Linked DNA regions of Mus musculus: region 1 is linked to region 2. A link is a contact called in ENCODE Hi-C data. All regions are on one chromosome and are shown on one strand. Each heading gives the region's core, a stretch centred on a gene start or an enhancer-like site at or near the end of the contact. The rest is flanking DNA. Distances are from core to core; before and after follow the strand shown. Region 1 holds the start of Nek9 (NIMA (never in mitosis gene a)-related expressed kinase 9). Region 2 holds the start of Agr2 (anterior gradient 2).

What was found. Hi-C counts contacts between places; a loop is a spot of excess contacts on that map.
Region 1: a map of T-helper 1 cell shows a loop between it and region 2 (207-fold over the local background). The contact joins the promoter of Nek9 here to the promoter of Agr2 in region 2. A Hi-C loop is called at or near these places in 2 of 37 maps with a recorded cell type or tissue (T-helper 1 cell and T-helper 17 cell).

Annotation. Positions count from the first base shown.
Region 1 is chr12:85,335,530-85,343,444 of GRCm38, reverse strand. It overlaps Nek9 (NIMA (never in mitosis gene a)-related expressed kinase 9), which reads left to right and starts at 4,083. Exons shown (of 22, transcript NM_145138.2): 1 at 4,083-4,442; 2 at 6,960-7,137. The coding sequence starts at 4,224. It overlaps Tmed10 (transmembrane p24 trafficking protein 10), which reads left to right. Exons shown (of 5, transcript NM_026775.4): 5 at 1-2,831. The coding sequence ends at 17.
Region 2 is chr12:35,987,640-35,995,318 of GRCm38, reverse strand. It overlaps Agr2 (anterior gradient 2), which reads right to left and starts at 2,394. Exons shown (of 8, transcript NM_011783.2): 1 at 2,350-2,394.

The DNA.
Region 1 (7,915 bases), core at 2,834-5,333, about 49 Mb before region 2:
AGAAGTTGATAGAGTAATGAGGCTCAGTGTTCTGTCCCCTAGAGCCAGCAGAACATCGCTGGGACATGCCTGGCCTAGCCCAAGGCCATTCTACTAACAGTACCATCAAGGCACAGCTGAGCTTTCTTGCCAGAACTGATACTTTTGGTATGAGAGCACATGGGCACCACCTATACCCAACAAGTCAATGAGGACTTTAATGCAGTAGGATTTGGACTGGTTTTGCAACAAGATTATTAAAGTCGCCTATGGAAAGAAAACAAAATAAAACAAAACAACAAACCGGGGTTACCTAGATAACGCCAAAGCCAGCCTTCGTCCTGGGTCGCCCGCCTCACAGGATCTGTTTGAGCTGTTTGCTTTTTCTCTCCCACCTGCTCATCGCCTTGTCCTTCACTCTAGTTCTCCTCCCAAGATTTCTCTGACTGCGGTCAGCTCTTTCATATCAGTTGTCTCTTTGGTTTCCTTGTGAAAACACCTTGAACTTCTCTTGGTCCTTAGATGAAATGTTTACATAGCTTCTGGTGATATCCTTCATAATTTTATGTCTCCTAAAAGGGTCATGGGTGGGACACATTAAAAGGTGAGCTTTGAACTGTAGATAATCTCTTAAAAAAATCTCATTTTAGACCATTAAAATGTTTGTGCTCAACTGCTTGAAGTCCTTGTGTATGTGTGTTTAGTTCTGTCCAGTTTATCACTTGTAGATCCTGTCGATCATTTCCAGGTAGAGTAGTTCCATCCCATGGTCTTCATTTGCAGTGTTGCAGCTAGCCACTCCCTTCTCCACCCCCCCCCCCACCCCCCCCCCGCTCTGGCTCCCTAATCTGCTGCCCTGTTCTGAACTCTAACTCTGTTATGTAAATGGGTCATCTAGAGTGTAACCTTTGGAGGTTGGCTTTCTCCACTCAGCATAATTCCCATGAGGTGCCTCTCCAAGGCGGTGCACATCCTGGTTTTCCTCCAGGCTATGGATGGTACTGCATTGTGCTTAAAGGTCATGTGGGTGGCCTGGGGATTGGGCCTAACTATTAAAGTTCTTAGGTGAATGTAAGTTTTCATCACTCCGGGATAAATACCTAAGAGGGCCGTTGCTGTGCTGTGTAGGAAGCACATGGAGTTCTAAAGGAAGCCTCCCTGCTCTGTCTAGAGTGGCTGTATGGCAGGTTACAGCTCTACATTCTCTGTGGTCTTTATCATTGCTATTTTAACTTCTCCCCTTGAGTGGATGCCTGTAATATCTCATTATGGTTTTAATTTGCATTTTCCTAATGGCAGATGGCGTTGAGCATCCTTTCTCATTCTTGTCGTTTGCCATCTGTCTGTCCTTGTCAGTGAGATGTCCGTTGGTGGCTTTTGCCCATTTCTATGTGGGTCATTTGTTCACTTCACTGTTGAGTTCTGTGTGGGTTCCTCTATCAAATGGGTTGTTGCTTGAACTTTTCATATAACTTCTACCAGGAAAAATAAGTAAATTTTACCAGCCCTTCATGTATGGTCAATCACTGATCTAACTCCTGTTCTTCAGTGTTATCTCTGAGATGTGGATATACGGGGTTTAACTTGGACATCTGGGAAAGTCACAGATAGTAAATACTTGAAATATATATGTTGTAAAATCAAAGCCAAGGTTCATTCGGTGGAAGTTTTAGGTACCTCAAGGCAGTTCTGGAAAGTGTACCCCAGTTTACAGTGCCTACCTACCATACAGAAGGCTCTGGGCCTGATTGCCAGTGGCGGGGGCGGGGGTGGGGTGGGTACAAATGCTTGTAAACAGGAAAAATACTTGTTTATCATCTAAAGTCTTTCCCACTTCTCCTGGGAAAGTGGGTAACCTTTTAACCCTGCTGACCTGTTACAGGGCTTATCTCAATTGCAGTTCTGAGAATTACAGGGCTTGCAGTAAAGAAGTGGAATATTGAAGTTACCAGAGAATACCGTTAGGATGACCTGGATGAAGTATGCAGGTGGATGGGAAAGATGTAGTGGTTAAGTCTCAGGCTGTGCTGTTAAGGTTCCAGTTACTATGAACTCAAAAGCCTTTGTCTTATGACTTCCATAAATTCCTCTTGCATGGCATCAAGTGTTCTCTGGTACAATAGTGCCATCTGCTGTTGAAAAATGATCTAAGATCTAAGATCTTAGAATACAAGTCCTCACCATGGCAACAGCAGATGGTCAGAAATCTGTAACATTCATATATCAAGTGATAGGAGAACAATGTAAGTATGAAAAGAATAAACTTTGGGGTCAAAATCCATTTGTAGACTTTTAAGTGCAAAACCATAGCCTGTCTGTCCCATTAGCCTAACAAGAGACTCCTGTTTTCTGACGTGTGCCTTCCCCCCTAAGGAGCAGTGACAGCCGCTCTATTAGATTTCTATTTTCTTTTCTGAAAAATGTCAATTTTTCAGAGAGGAGAAAATAGAGCATTCTGTCCATGTTTTTGTTTCCAAGAACAAGTATAAACTTAAGCTCTGTAGAACTGAAATTCTTTCAAGTCCTTTCGATCATTTTGATCATGCCCAAAACAACCAAACTGGACAACATGCTTTTCAGTTCAGTTGAAGAGCATTTGCCTTTGACAGTAGGCGTGCACAACAGCATATCCGCTTTATAAACAGGTATATTATCTGCTTCCCTCCGTTCCAGCATAGTCAAAATAACTGAGAATCATACAGTTTCAACAAACCTTGTTCCTTACCATTGTCATGAACCCCCATCAGAGCCATCTTCTGTTTGTTAATGGGAAGAGGCATGTGGGATTTATACAGGCTCACCTGTTGGAGATGTTTGTGTAAACTTTCACAAATAAAAGCTAGCAGAAACCATTTGAGGTGTATTTGTCTGTTAATCTTTAGTGCCCCTTTGTCTGGGTGAGCAAGGATTCCTCTATAATTGTTGTTTTTTAAAGCACAGGGAGTGAAAACAGATAAATTAAAGAAAAAAAAAGTCACTGATTTACTGCAGGGCACTTAAGCAAAAGGATGTTTTAATCATTATGCTAATGAAAGAAATCTTGAGCAGATTTCCTCAGAAGGCTAGAGCTTTGAGAGCCAGTAAGATGGCTCTGTGGATAAAGGTTTTGCCATGCAAATCAGGCAACTTGAATTCAATCGGCACACACACACACACACACACACACACACACACACACACACACACACAAAACAGAGCCCTAATCACCTACTCCTTTGCTTTAGTTTCCCACTGTCCACAGGAAACACCAAACTGTACAACATACAAAGTGTACTTCCTGCTTCTGCCCAACAAGTGTAATGGCGCCAGTCCCATAACCTTAGTTTCATCACGCCCTGCCCTTTCCTAATTCTGGGGCCAGACTGCAGGGTTTGCCTCTCAAGTTCCTCCTAACTAGCTGTATCACCTAAAACAATCCCCACCCCACCCCCAACAGACACATAAACATTGTTTTCATGGCGCTCTGAGGATCTGGGGCCATAATATCATTAAAAAAAAAAAAAAAAAGAAAAGAAAAGAAAAACAAAACCCTTTAGCATTGTCCCAACTTAGGCAACCCTGTGGTGGTCATAGTCCTGCAACTTTATAGACTTAATGAAGAAGGAAAAGGAGGAAAAGGAGGAAAAGGAGGAGGAGGAAGAGGAGGAGGAGGAGGAAGAGGAGGAGGAGGAGGAGAGGAGGAGGAGGAGGAAGGAAGAAGGAATTGTTAAAGTTGTCAGAAGTCTAATGTTTTAGCTTGCTCCATTATCTTTGCTACACTATCGCTACAAAAAAAAAAAAAAAAAAAAAAAAAAAAAGGAGCCCTGCCCAACAAGCCAAGTGACAGCTAACACAGTCACAGCTCCTGGGACAAACGTGTCGCCAGGATTAGCCTGGACCACCTCCAAAATGTGACGCAGTCTGGAAAGCTGGTAGGGGGTTGTAGGGAAGCGGTCTGCAAACCCGCCGTGTGGTCACTCTTCCGCTTCCACGACACTCGCGGGTGTGAAGGCCAGCGACGCCCAAGGTGTGCGGGACGCATCTGCAACAAGTGGGCACGCGAAAGGCGGAGGGAAAACCTCGGCGAGCCGGAAACACTAAGAACCGCTTCCGGGTCAGGGGGCAGGAGCCACCATGGAAGCTCCCTGGGCCGCGGGGCCACCTAAGCCGCTGCCTGGCGTCTGAGGCCATTGAGGCGCTAAGCGGCCGGCCCTGCCCGCCGTGGATACGCGGGCGGCTCCCGGCGAGCTGCGGCCTCCGCCGCCATGTCGGTGCTGGGCGAGTACGAGCGACACTGCGATTCCATCAACTCGGACTTCGGAAGCGAGTCCGGGGGTGGCGGGGACTCGGGCCCGGGCCCCAGCGCTGTCCCAGGGCCGCGAGCCGGCGGCGGGGCGGCGGAGCAGGAGGAGCTGCACTACATCCCCATCCGCGTTCTGGGCCGCGGTGCCTTTGGGGAGGCCACGCTGTACCGCCGCACCGAGGTAGCGGCCCTCGGCTCCGGCCGCTGCCGGGCCTCCCCGCGCCCTCCTTCCCGGCCCCGCTTTCCAGTGCTGCTTGCCCCTGGCCCTCTATGGTCAGGCGTCCCTTGGGGTTTAGGTCTCGGGAACCCCACCGTGCTTTCGCTTCCCCTGCTGTAGGACATTGGTTTAATCACCGCTGTCACTGAGCGAGTCATTGAGCGGTCTTTTGCATTTTAGTTTTCCCATTTGTTAATTGGACTTAGCGATAACAACCTCGCCCCCCCCCCCAAAAAAAAAACCTTTACTTTTTTAAAGGTTATTTTGAGGTCCAAACGAAGGTGCTTTGCACATTGGGAACAATATAAAAAGCTTACTTGCTCTTTGGGAACAGTCTGTAAAAGCTTACTTCCTTTCGTATAGCTGTTGAAGGGCGGGATGGGGAGTTGGTGTGTACTTCCAAATAGCCACACTGGCAGCTACAACACACTGCTAGCCCTGTAGGCTTTGTTTTCTTGTTTTTGTTTTTGTTTTTTTCATAAATGATCACTCGGAGGATTTCCTTGATCACCAGAAAGATCATTGTTTGTTTGTTTGTTTTCTTGCTTTTCCTTCAGTGATTGTATAAGACAAATACTTTATTGGTGGAGTTGAGTCTGGAGAAACAAGGACCCCTTTCTTTGAGAACCCAAGGAAGCTAAGTCATTTTTCCCACCTTCTTGCATAAGGTCACAATGGAGAGACCCATGAGTTACTGAATCCAAAATTAAGAATGTGTACTGATTTAAAACCCTGTAGTGAGTCTACCTCCAAAAGTTAACCATAACTTGAGTCTAATCACCACAGCCTTAAAACTCTAGCTTTAGGGTAAACATTTAATGAGAACTTGCTGAGGTTGCAAAAGGTGATTCATGCACTTGCAATTCTAGTGTCTGCTCCCAGCCAGAACTTTTTGTGCTGGGGATAAAACGGGCTTTGCCAGTGCTCAGAAGGCATTCCACTACTGAGCCATACCTCCAGCGTCCAGCATATATCTATGAAAGATGGAAGAAAAGTAGTTGCAAGAAAATATCTTTGTGTTCTTTTCTATTCCAGTAACCAACCCATTAGTGGACATTATCATCTGTAGTCGCCTATGTTCTTATTTGTGCCGATTATTTTCTAGCATTTAAGTCAGTATAGTTAAGTGGCTCACTTTCTCACCGTTGAGCAGTGAGTACCAGTTTCCTATCTCTGTCTTATATGTCATGTTCAACTTGGTTACTAGCTTTGAGTTAATTTTATCACACTTCTCAGAACTGTATGACGCTATCTCTGTCACATGGTATTTATAAGATATGAACTTACAAAGCTTCTGAGAAGTAGCCCTTTCCCTCTAGGTTATAGTTACAGCAAGAAGACCAGCCAGTCATGTTAGTAACAGGGTCTTAGGTGTGGATATCCCAAGGAGACAAAAAAAAAAGCACTGAGGACTCCTCGCGGGCAGTGCAGGCTCTGAGGATGAGTGGTGTTTACACATATGGGAAAAAGTTTAAAGTTTTCCAAAAGAAACTTGCTGAGGTATCCTAAAGGAATGTTACAGTGGGTGCTGGTAGGCCAGGAAGCAGTAGCTAAAGAATGCGAAGTACCCCAAAATGGAAGTGACTGCACCTTATGAGGATTAAAAAAAGCAGGGGCCTGTGGGATTGGGGGGGGGGGCGTCTTATTCAGAAAGAGTAAATGAAAGTCACGAAGTTTAAGTTTATGGAATCAGGCAGGTTTAATATTTGCGTTTTATAAGCCCCTGCTGTTAGCTGGAGATAGTGCTGTGCACTTCTTCCTCAAATTCCAGTTCTGCCCCAAGTCCCATTATCACTAGGGACCCGCAGGATCCCTCAGTAGAATTCCTGAGATCAGGTCCCATCTAATACTAATACCCGGAACTAATACTGTACAAATTAAGAGTAGCAACAAAGTAGTGTTTTGATTTTTTTTTCTATAATTTTTCTGCATGTGTGTGGGAGTCAGTTCTTCCGCTGTACAGGTTCTTGGGGCTCAAATTCAAGCTATCAGACTTAACAGTAAACACCTTTACCCAGTAAGCCATCTTGCCAGCCCTCAAAATAACACTATATATATTTTTAAAAGATTTAGTTTCAGTTTTAATTCACTGTCTCTATGTGGGTATGTGCAAGTGAGGGTCGTCCCTTCAGAGGTCAGGAGCATTGGGTCCCACCCGGGCCCTCCCAGAGCCAAAGCTATAAGCATTTGGAAGCTGCCCAGAGTGGACACTGGTAATCAAACTCTGGTCCTCTGCAAAAGCAACATACTCTCTTAGACACGTAACCATCTTTCCAAGCCAGAAAATGCCACCTTCAGTCTTTGTCTCCCCTAGTTCTTCAGCAAAGTATAATAACTGTGCAGAACCTTAAGTCTGTCAAAAGGAGTAAAGAGTCATTCTTTGCCCCTCTAGGAGGCTCCTTTCTAGGCTCCCAGGTTGGGTTTGGATCCGTGCACTGCCAGGCGGGAGGGAAACACACTGGTCCTGCTCCTGTGTTGCAGGACGACTCACTGGTGGTGTGGAAGGAAGTTGACTTGACCCGGCTATCTGAGAAGGAACGTCGAGATGCCCTGAATGAGATTGTCATCCTGGCACTGCTACAGCACGACAACATCATTGCCTACTACAACCACTTCATGGACAACACCACCCTGCTGATTGAGCTGGAGTACTGTAACGGTAAGCAGTTCTCAGCGGGGTGGCCTTCTTACTACAAGGGAGAGAAAGGACCTGTAATGATAAAACTTCAAATGCATTTCTGGAGAAGTGGCTGAGGTCTTGCAGAGTTGATGATGTTCAGAGTGTGGGGAGAGTTTCCCTCCATCATTCTTTCTTATAGGTAGAGTTCCAGCCATCTCCAAGTTACTGAGTTTTGTGGTGGGGGATAGATTCTTTCTAGTTTTTGTTTGTTGTTTGGTTTTTATGAGTCTCGTGAGTCTCGATACATCTCAGGCTTGTATAACCCAGATTGGCCTTGAACTGACAGCAGTCCTGCTCCTGTCTCTGAAGGGCTGAGATTGCAGGTATCAGCCACCACTCCTGGCTCTGCAAATCATTTTGTTCAGTTGTATTTTGTATATATTTTTCAGGGCTTTCCTCATGGAATGACAGTTCATCACTTTAGACATAACACAGCACCACATGGTGCAAATGTTTAATGAACACTTATATGGGGTATTTATTTACATGAACTTAAGCTAATGCTATTCTGCTAATAAATCTAAAGATCATAACTGAATGAGAAAGGCAGTGTGGTGTGACCTTATGTTTCTGGTTTCTGATTTCTTGGACACATTTTATAGATAGAGATATAGATAAAGATATAGATAGAGATAGATAGCAGTTCTGCCTTGTTGAAAAAACTAAATTCTAACTGACCTCCCTCCCTCCCTGAGTTCCACTGCCCTCTAACTGTGGGGACACAGCCTTGTGCCTTAGTTGCCTCATCTTCGATGAA
Region 2 (7,679 bases), core at 1,145-3,644:
AGTGGATGCTTGTTGGATCTTATCTTGCAATAGAATAGATAAGTGTATTTTAAGAAAACACATGACTAGTTAAATGTATATATGTTCTGTTAAGGAAATGTACATTTAAAAGTTATACTAAGAAAACACAGTGCTGGAAGGTAATGTGGGGATACCTCGTATTCTCTCCCTCCAGTGGCTCACTATGTAGATGAAGATAGAAAGGTTTTAGGAATAGGCTTAGAGCTAAGACTTCTGAATCTTGCATTTTACAGTGCTAACTCCCACCCGCCCTTCCGGAAACGGTTACCCTAAGCATACATATCTTTACCCTTCCACTGAAATGGGCACATTGCCATTGAAGAACAGATATGAATAACATGGCTGCATTCTTATGTCATTTAGAGTATGCTAGCTTTTCCATGTCATTGGAGACTCATTCCCTCTCCCTAGTGGATCATCTTCTCAAATGATATTAGCTCTGAGCTAACAGACATCAAATGAACATTTTTTTTTAACCTTTGTCTGGGCCTGTATAGGCAGGAGAGGGCATCTACTCCAGTGGACAGATGTATTCTGTGATGTACGTGACCCCAAGAATAAAACCCAAGGTGTTTCTCTGTTAAAGTCCCTTTCTCCCCCTCTGTTATTTGAAAGTTAATACTAAGAAAAACTGTAGTGGATGATAATGAATAGGGCTATAAATGACACAGTACATTGCATGAATGGGGGAAGGAAGGCCATGTAGGTTGTGTTTCATGTCACTAAAGGTACCCATGGCCCACACCACAGGCTGCTGCAGACTTAGAATCTGGTAAAGGCAAATGCTAAAGTTGCCCAGAAAGCAATGTAAAAGCACAGTGTCTATCTCTAGCTTTGGTATGGGTCTTGAAGTCAAATAGACTCTAGGAAGGAAGCAGGGTAGATTGTCTTGGCTTAGTGCTTGGAAGAGGGAAGACCCTCATAAAATATGAGCCTGAATGGGGAGCCTTTGCTAGACTAGATGATTAGCAAGATGTTGCTTAGTTACCAATCCCAAGGGGTGCCCTCAATTAAACTGGCCAGCTGTTATCCAAGTCTTAGAATAGAGACACACAGTGGCTCAGAAAAGCTATAAGGCAGAGCAGTGATATGTCATATTTTTCTACATATATAAGGATGCAGGAATGCTATGCTAACAATGATTCTTATCATCTAAAATTTTATAATAACAACTCAAGTATATTATAATCTAGCAATACCTAGCAGCCTTCTTAGAATTATGAGTTCTGTTTAATATTTAAAGCTGAAGTACTTCATGTGAGACTTATACTATTTCTGGAATACAAGCTGGTTCAGAAGTACAGATTACCTTCCTTGGTTTTATTAACAAATATTTGATTACATGTTGTTTATAGCAGCACTTACATATGTTGAAAATGTAAAAGTAAATTGGTGGCAAAGCGGTGTATTTAGTCCAATTGTTTGCTGTATAAATGGCTCTTAGGACTCCTTGTAATGGCTCTACAGATTACAGGCTGGAACTATTGATATGTCCTATGCATTTTATGACAGGATACGTCAAGGAAGGTTAAGATAACACTGCTGTACAAACATCCCGCTCTGAGATTATGGCTTTCTGAAATTCACTCTACTGCATTTTCATAATGAAAACATTCTATTCTGCACACAGTCTACTCTACAAACATCCTCTGTAAACCCCTTGAAGCACAAAGCCCCAGTGTCTGAAGACATCATGGGGGGGCATTGATAATTTGCAGACCCTCCCCTCCCCCGTGCCATTGATCACCCCCTCCCCCAAACTGGTGCATTTTACTGTTGCTCTGCCCCCATCTTGTCTTGAACAATTAATGTCCACGTTGGCACTGCCTATAACTCTGTTGCTGTTGCTTCAGGAAGTGCCCAGCTCTCCCTTCTGACAGTCTTAAAAACTGAAGACGACTTAAGTACACTGTTTCCTGATTTGCAATAATCCCAGGGGTTCGTCTGAGCTGAGTTTCTACAGTGGAGGAACCCAGGGGCCTTTGCGTTACCCTTGCGTTACCTAGTGGGAGAGGAGCAGCGATTCACCCAGAATTCTCTGAACCCTAACACAGGTTTGAAAACTCTTGATTTCACCCTCCCACTCACAAACCTCCAGTTCCCTGAGGGGTCAAGTGTCACACTGAACCTAGGCATGCATGCGATCCTCCACTGCTCTTTGCTAAAGAAAGGCCCCTGCAAGCTGCCATGAGATTGGGCGATACTCTTTCCAGAGCCTGCTTTCTGCCCCGGGAACCTTGGCTTCATCCTGTCGGTTGAATACCTGCAACTGTGTGCACAGCAACCAAAGCTTACTCTAGCAAGTGCAATGCTTGTCAATTGCCTTACCTGGGCTTCCCACCCTCCTGCTTTGTGTGAGCCGCAAGGGTTGCCGTCCAAGTTTCTCAGTGTGCCAGCGCAGCGCTGAGCCTGTATTTATGGGCAGAGCACACCCCAATCCCACCCACTAATCCTGTTTCCACAGGCTGCTAACTCAGAAGCAAACTTTTCCTCTCCCAAGCAATTGTCTTCTCTGGGTTAAGACGTTCCTTGTTTGTTTGTTTGGTCTTTTTTAAAGCAGTCGTTGAAAAGGCTGTTGATTTTGTTTGAGTACCAGCGTTTTTTAACTGTTGTTGAAGGTATTATTGTGAGTAGTTTTGGAAAAGCTGGGCAGTATGCCAAGTCCAGGTAAGCTTTAAATGAAGACGTTTGATTGGTCTGAAGGCTGATTTGTCTGTATGTGATTGGATAGAAGTTGTGGTTTATAGGTATTCATTTCCTCCCTCTTGGGCAGATTGCATTTATTTAGCTTTTTTTTTTTTTTTTTTTTTCTTAAGGATGATTCACAGTTCTAATCCTTCTTACAGTTATACAGCTGGCCATGCTCGATCACAAGACATGTTATTTTCCACAATATCATTTTTTGTGTGCGCTTTAATCACAGGTATAAACCCCGCAAATCATCGCCATGGACTCTTCAAACTCGGAGAGGTTATTGAAGAAAGGAAGGATAGGATAATGTTGTGAGCTAATAATGGCCCTGATGATTAATATATGTGTACAAATGTGTGTTTGTGGGTGTGCATCGCAACATCAGGAGATCACAAAGAATGACCACACAGTACCACCTCAGTAGCATAAAAGAATTACCCTCGCCTACGCATCTCAAAGCTACTGTAGATATTGGCTTCGTTTCAGGACTGATGTACCAAGGATGCCACAGATACCCCAGTATGTGCAGGATGTTGTAATAATTACCTCATCTTTGTTGTACCATAACCAGAGCTTTACCAGCATGAAATTAGACACAGGAATACTCCAGGATAGCTGTTATATCATTATAGTGAATTACAGCAAATTAGAGATGTTTTTAATTACCAAGAGGTATGGTTGAGATGTGTTTTAAAGGAATCCATGTGCTGTAATTCCCAGGACCTCATCAGATGATCATACACAGAGAGAGGGTCTTAAAGAGAGATTAAGCATTTGTTAAGTATGTGCAAGGCTCTGAATTTGATTCTAAGTACCACAGTAAGTAAATAAAATGAAAGTAATTGAAATAAATGAATAAGAAATTTAAAGTAAGTGAAATAGGTCATTAGACTGGGTTCTAATCTAATATGACTGTTATTCTCATAGGAAAGAAACTTAGGTCAGAGACACAGGCACATAATGACTTCATCTACAGGCCAAGAAGAGAAGAACCTAACGCTGCTGACACATCAATGGTCTGTGTGGAGCCTCCAGGATTGAGCGAAGGTGAATCGCCGATGCTTCAGCCTCCCAGGCTGTCCTGTTCCTGTGGAAGCAGGGACCCTACGTTCATCCCAAGCCTCTTCCTCTTCCTCAGTTCACTCTATGTTCACGACTATGTCGCTCTGAACTGTTGCATGGAACTCTGTTACAGGCGTGGAAACTAAAGTTTCAGGGTGTTCAGTGTCACCTCTGATATCATCATCCAGAGTGTGGAAGCAGGATGCTGACTGTAATTGACCCGAAATCCCACCCATTTCCCAATGCCTAAGATAGTGGAGTAGAAGAGCCCTGGCTTTCCTCCTAGCTCTGCCCTCAACTAATTGTAGGGCCTTTAGAAAACTATTGACTGTTCTATTTTTGTTTGCTTAATCGTTTGTTTGGTGTTTCTAATCTGTAAAATAATGGTTTGAATAGAACTAAAGGCTAAATAGTGATATTTAGATATGTGAGAGCAATTCTAGTTAAGGTTTTTACCTCAAATCAGTTTTTTTTAATCAATCATCTTTTAAAAAAATGGTCTCTGTAGACCTTTTAGAAGCATAAGCAAATGGAGTTATTTCAAGAGTCACTAGCCCACAGCATTTCTAGGTATGGTAAAGTTCACTCATTTAAAAGGTTTCTTTCTAGACCTTTCGTGCCCCTGGCTCTTTGTCAGTGAAGATTCCTCTGTCCAGACTTTTTATTTTATTAGATATTTTCTTTATTTACATTTCAAATGTTATCCCCTTTCTTATTTTCCCCTCTGAAAATCCCCATCCCCTCCCTCCTCCCTCCTCCCCCTGCTCCCCAATCCACCCACTCCCATTCCTGCCTCTGGCATTCCCCTACACTGGGGCATGGAACCTTCACAGGACCTAGGACTTCTCCTATCGATGACTGACTAGGCTATCCTGTGTTACATATACAGCTGGAGCCATGAGTCCCACTATGTGTACTCTTTGGTTGGTGGTTTAGTCCCAGGGAGCTCTGGGGGTAGTGGTTAGTTCATGCTGTTGTTTCTCCTAGGGGGCTGCTAACCCCTTTATCACCTTGTGTACTTTCTTTAGCTCCTTCATTGGGGACCCTGTGCTCTGTCCAATGGATAGCTGTGAGCATCCACTTCTGTATTTGTCAGGCACTGGCAGAGCCTCTCAGGAGACAGCTATATCAGGCTCCTGTCAGCAAGCTCTTGTTGGCATCTGCCATAGTGTCTTGTCCAGACTTTTTGCATATGGCTTTGTGAGCAAATCACAGAGCTGAATTTTTAAAGAGAAAACTTGTGTTCCAACTTTAAAATTCTCAGTATGTGCATGGCGGGGTGGGGGTGGGGGATTCTAGACATTTGTATAAAAAATGAGGTAAGTGGCTTTCTGTTTGTCTGCCTAAAAAGGAAAGTTTACATGAAATGAGAAAATACCTCTGATGTATCTTTAAACTCTCTGGAGGAAACTTATTCTGCTTCAGAGGTCAAGGTATGTTATTTCTAGGTATCTAGTTTTGATAATATCTTAATGGGTTTCTATGAGGAGAACTTGTTAATTCCAAAGAACTATTGGATCAATAGAACTAAGCATGGTACCAGTGATCCTTAGAGTTGTCATAATAAGGATGCTTATATTTGACATGTCTGTGCTGACAGTTTAAAGACTACTAAACAACCATATTTCTAAGTACTTTATTTCCTATTTTGGATACTTTCTGAAGACAAATAATAGCTAGCAATTATTGAACATCCAGGATATTTTTGTATAGTATTTATCATTTATTTTATGTGTGTGTCAAGGCCTGTGGCAAGATCATAGGATAACCATGGGTGCTAGTTATCAGCTTCTACTTTATTTGAGATGAAGTCTGCCTTCTTCACTGCTGAGTAAGACAAGCTTGTGTGTTAACTGAGATTCTCTTGTCTCTAGCTCCCTTCAGGGACTGTAGACACATGTGGAACAATATCCAGCTTTTATGTAGGTTCTTCAGATCAAGACTCAGGCTGCTAGGCTCATGACAAGTGTTTGATCCACAGCCCCATAACCTCAGCCTATTTCCCCCCTTCATCAAATAGTCAACAATGCTAAGCAGCAAGTGCTATGCCAGGCATTAAAATACAAAGGCGGAGAAGTTATGGTACATTATTGAGTTAGACAGAAACAGAAACAGATAATTGAAATTCAGGGTGATATTACCCCTGCTTTAAGTTTCTAATAATATGATTGAAGAAGTAGGATATTAACACTAAAAATTCACCATCCACATAAAACTAGGATGCAGGAAAAGACAAGAAAGTAGTACAGACTCCGGGAATTATTTTTTCAGAGGAGGTAGGGCTGTCCACTACCTCAGATTAGTACTCAAATTAATGCTAAAAATGGAGATGTTTTTGAAAAAGTAATGAAGAATTTGCATAATGTATTCATGGGATATTTACTGGCTGAGTCTAGCTGGAGAGAGTCTGAGTAGCTCTCATATAGGTTGGAAAGATGTCTCATTGTTTGTCAGAGTGAGACCGTTTACTATATTATGAATGTATAATAATATATTACATTTGTTCATATTGTCATATTATTTAGACTTTCCCTTCAATAGGAAGTATGTGGTGGTTAAAAAGAATGCTACAGTTCAGATTGAGTTGAATTCAAACCTAGCTGTATGGCATTGCACACCTTATTAACCTAGGATCATAACTAAATCTCTGTGCTTTGGCCATACAGTTTGTGAAGTGAGCTAGCAATATATACTTTATAGGATATATAAAATGTTGTAAAGAAATAAAGTCAGGCTCAGACATTAACAGCATTTGCTGCACATGGTGGCTCAAAACCATCCTTAATTCCAGTTCCAGGCGATAAACACGTGGGACACAGGCACACACACACACACACACACACACACACACAAACATTCATACACATAAGATAAAATAAAGACATTTATTGATAAAAATCAAAGTCACTAGCACATAGAAAATAATCAAGACATTAAATATTAATAAATAACATATAACTTGCTTCTATGTGTTATGGTCTCAGATAGTCAGCTCCAGGACATTAGAATCTTAGTTTTTAAATGATGATGATGATGGTGATGGTGATGATTGTGTGGTTTGTTTGTGTATGTATGTGAGGGTGTCCACAGAGACAAGGGTATTGGATCCCCTGAAGCTGGAGATACAGCTAGATGTGAGCTTCCTGAAGTGGATACTGGGAACTGAACTCAGGTCCTCTAGAAGAGGATGGCCTCTTAATCCAAGAGCCATCTTTCCAAATCCTTAATTACTTTTTGATTAAAGCCTATTGGAGCTCTTAAACCTTCAACACATAGTTAATTTGCCATAGTAACAACCTTACTAGACTTTATAATTTTCTTTTAAGAGAAGTTTATCAGATAGCTAGTCACAAGTAGGTCAAAGACACAGAGTTAGTAGTAGAGAGAGGATCCACAGTTCCCTCTAACTGCTGCTGATAAATCAGATATTTCTTTCAGGCCATCAAGCCACCTTTCAATGTCAGGATTATAGACACAAAGTTACTGCAATCTTTTCAAAGCTCAGTAGGACATCCTCATTTATTGATGTCATATCATCATCTCCTTGCTACCTGTAGCAATTAAGAGAGGAACAGGTTTATTCCTGTGGTAAATCAAGGTTCCTTGATCTGGAGACTACCTTCTTCTTGACCTCCAGTAATATACTACTACATATACGGTAGTATAGCGACAGTCAGTGGCTAAAAGCTGGTCATCAAGTAATCGTTAATGTTACACCACTAGATGTGTTTCTTCTGGAAGAATTTGGAACAGAAGGCCCAGGATCAAACTGTGGCAATAATAATTCAGATGAGAGAGAGAGAAGAGGTATTTGCAGAGCACAAATGTAAATGACATAGGAAGACCACAGAATATGCTATGGCTGCAAGTCCAAGCTTCAGTGGACCTGAGAATCAGAAAGCAGT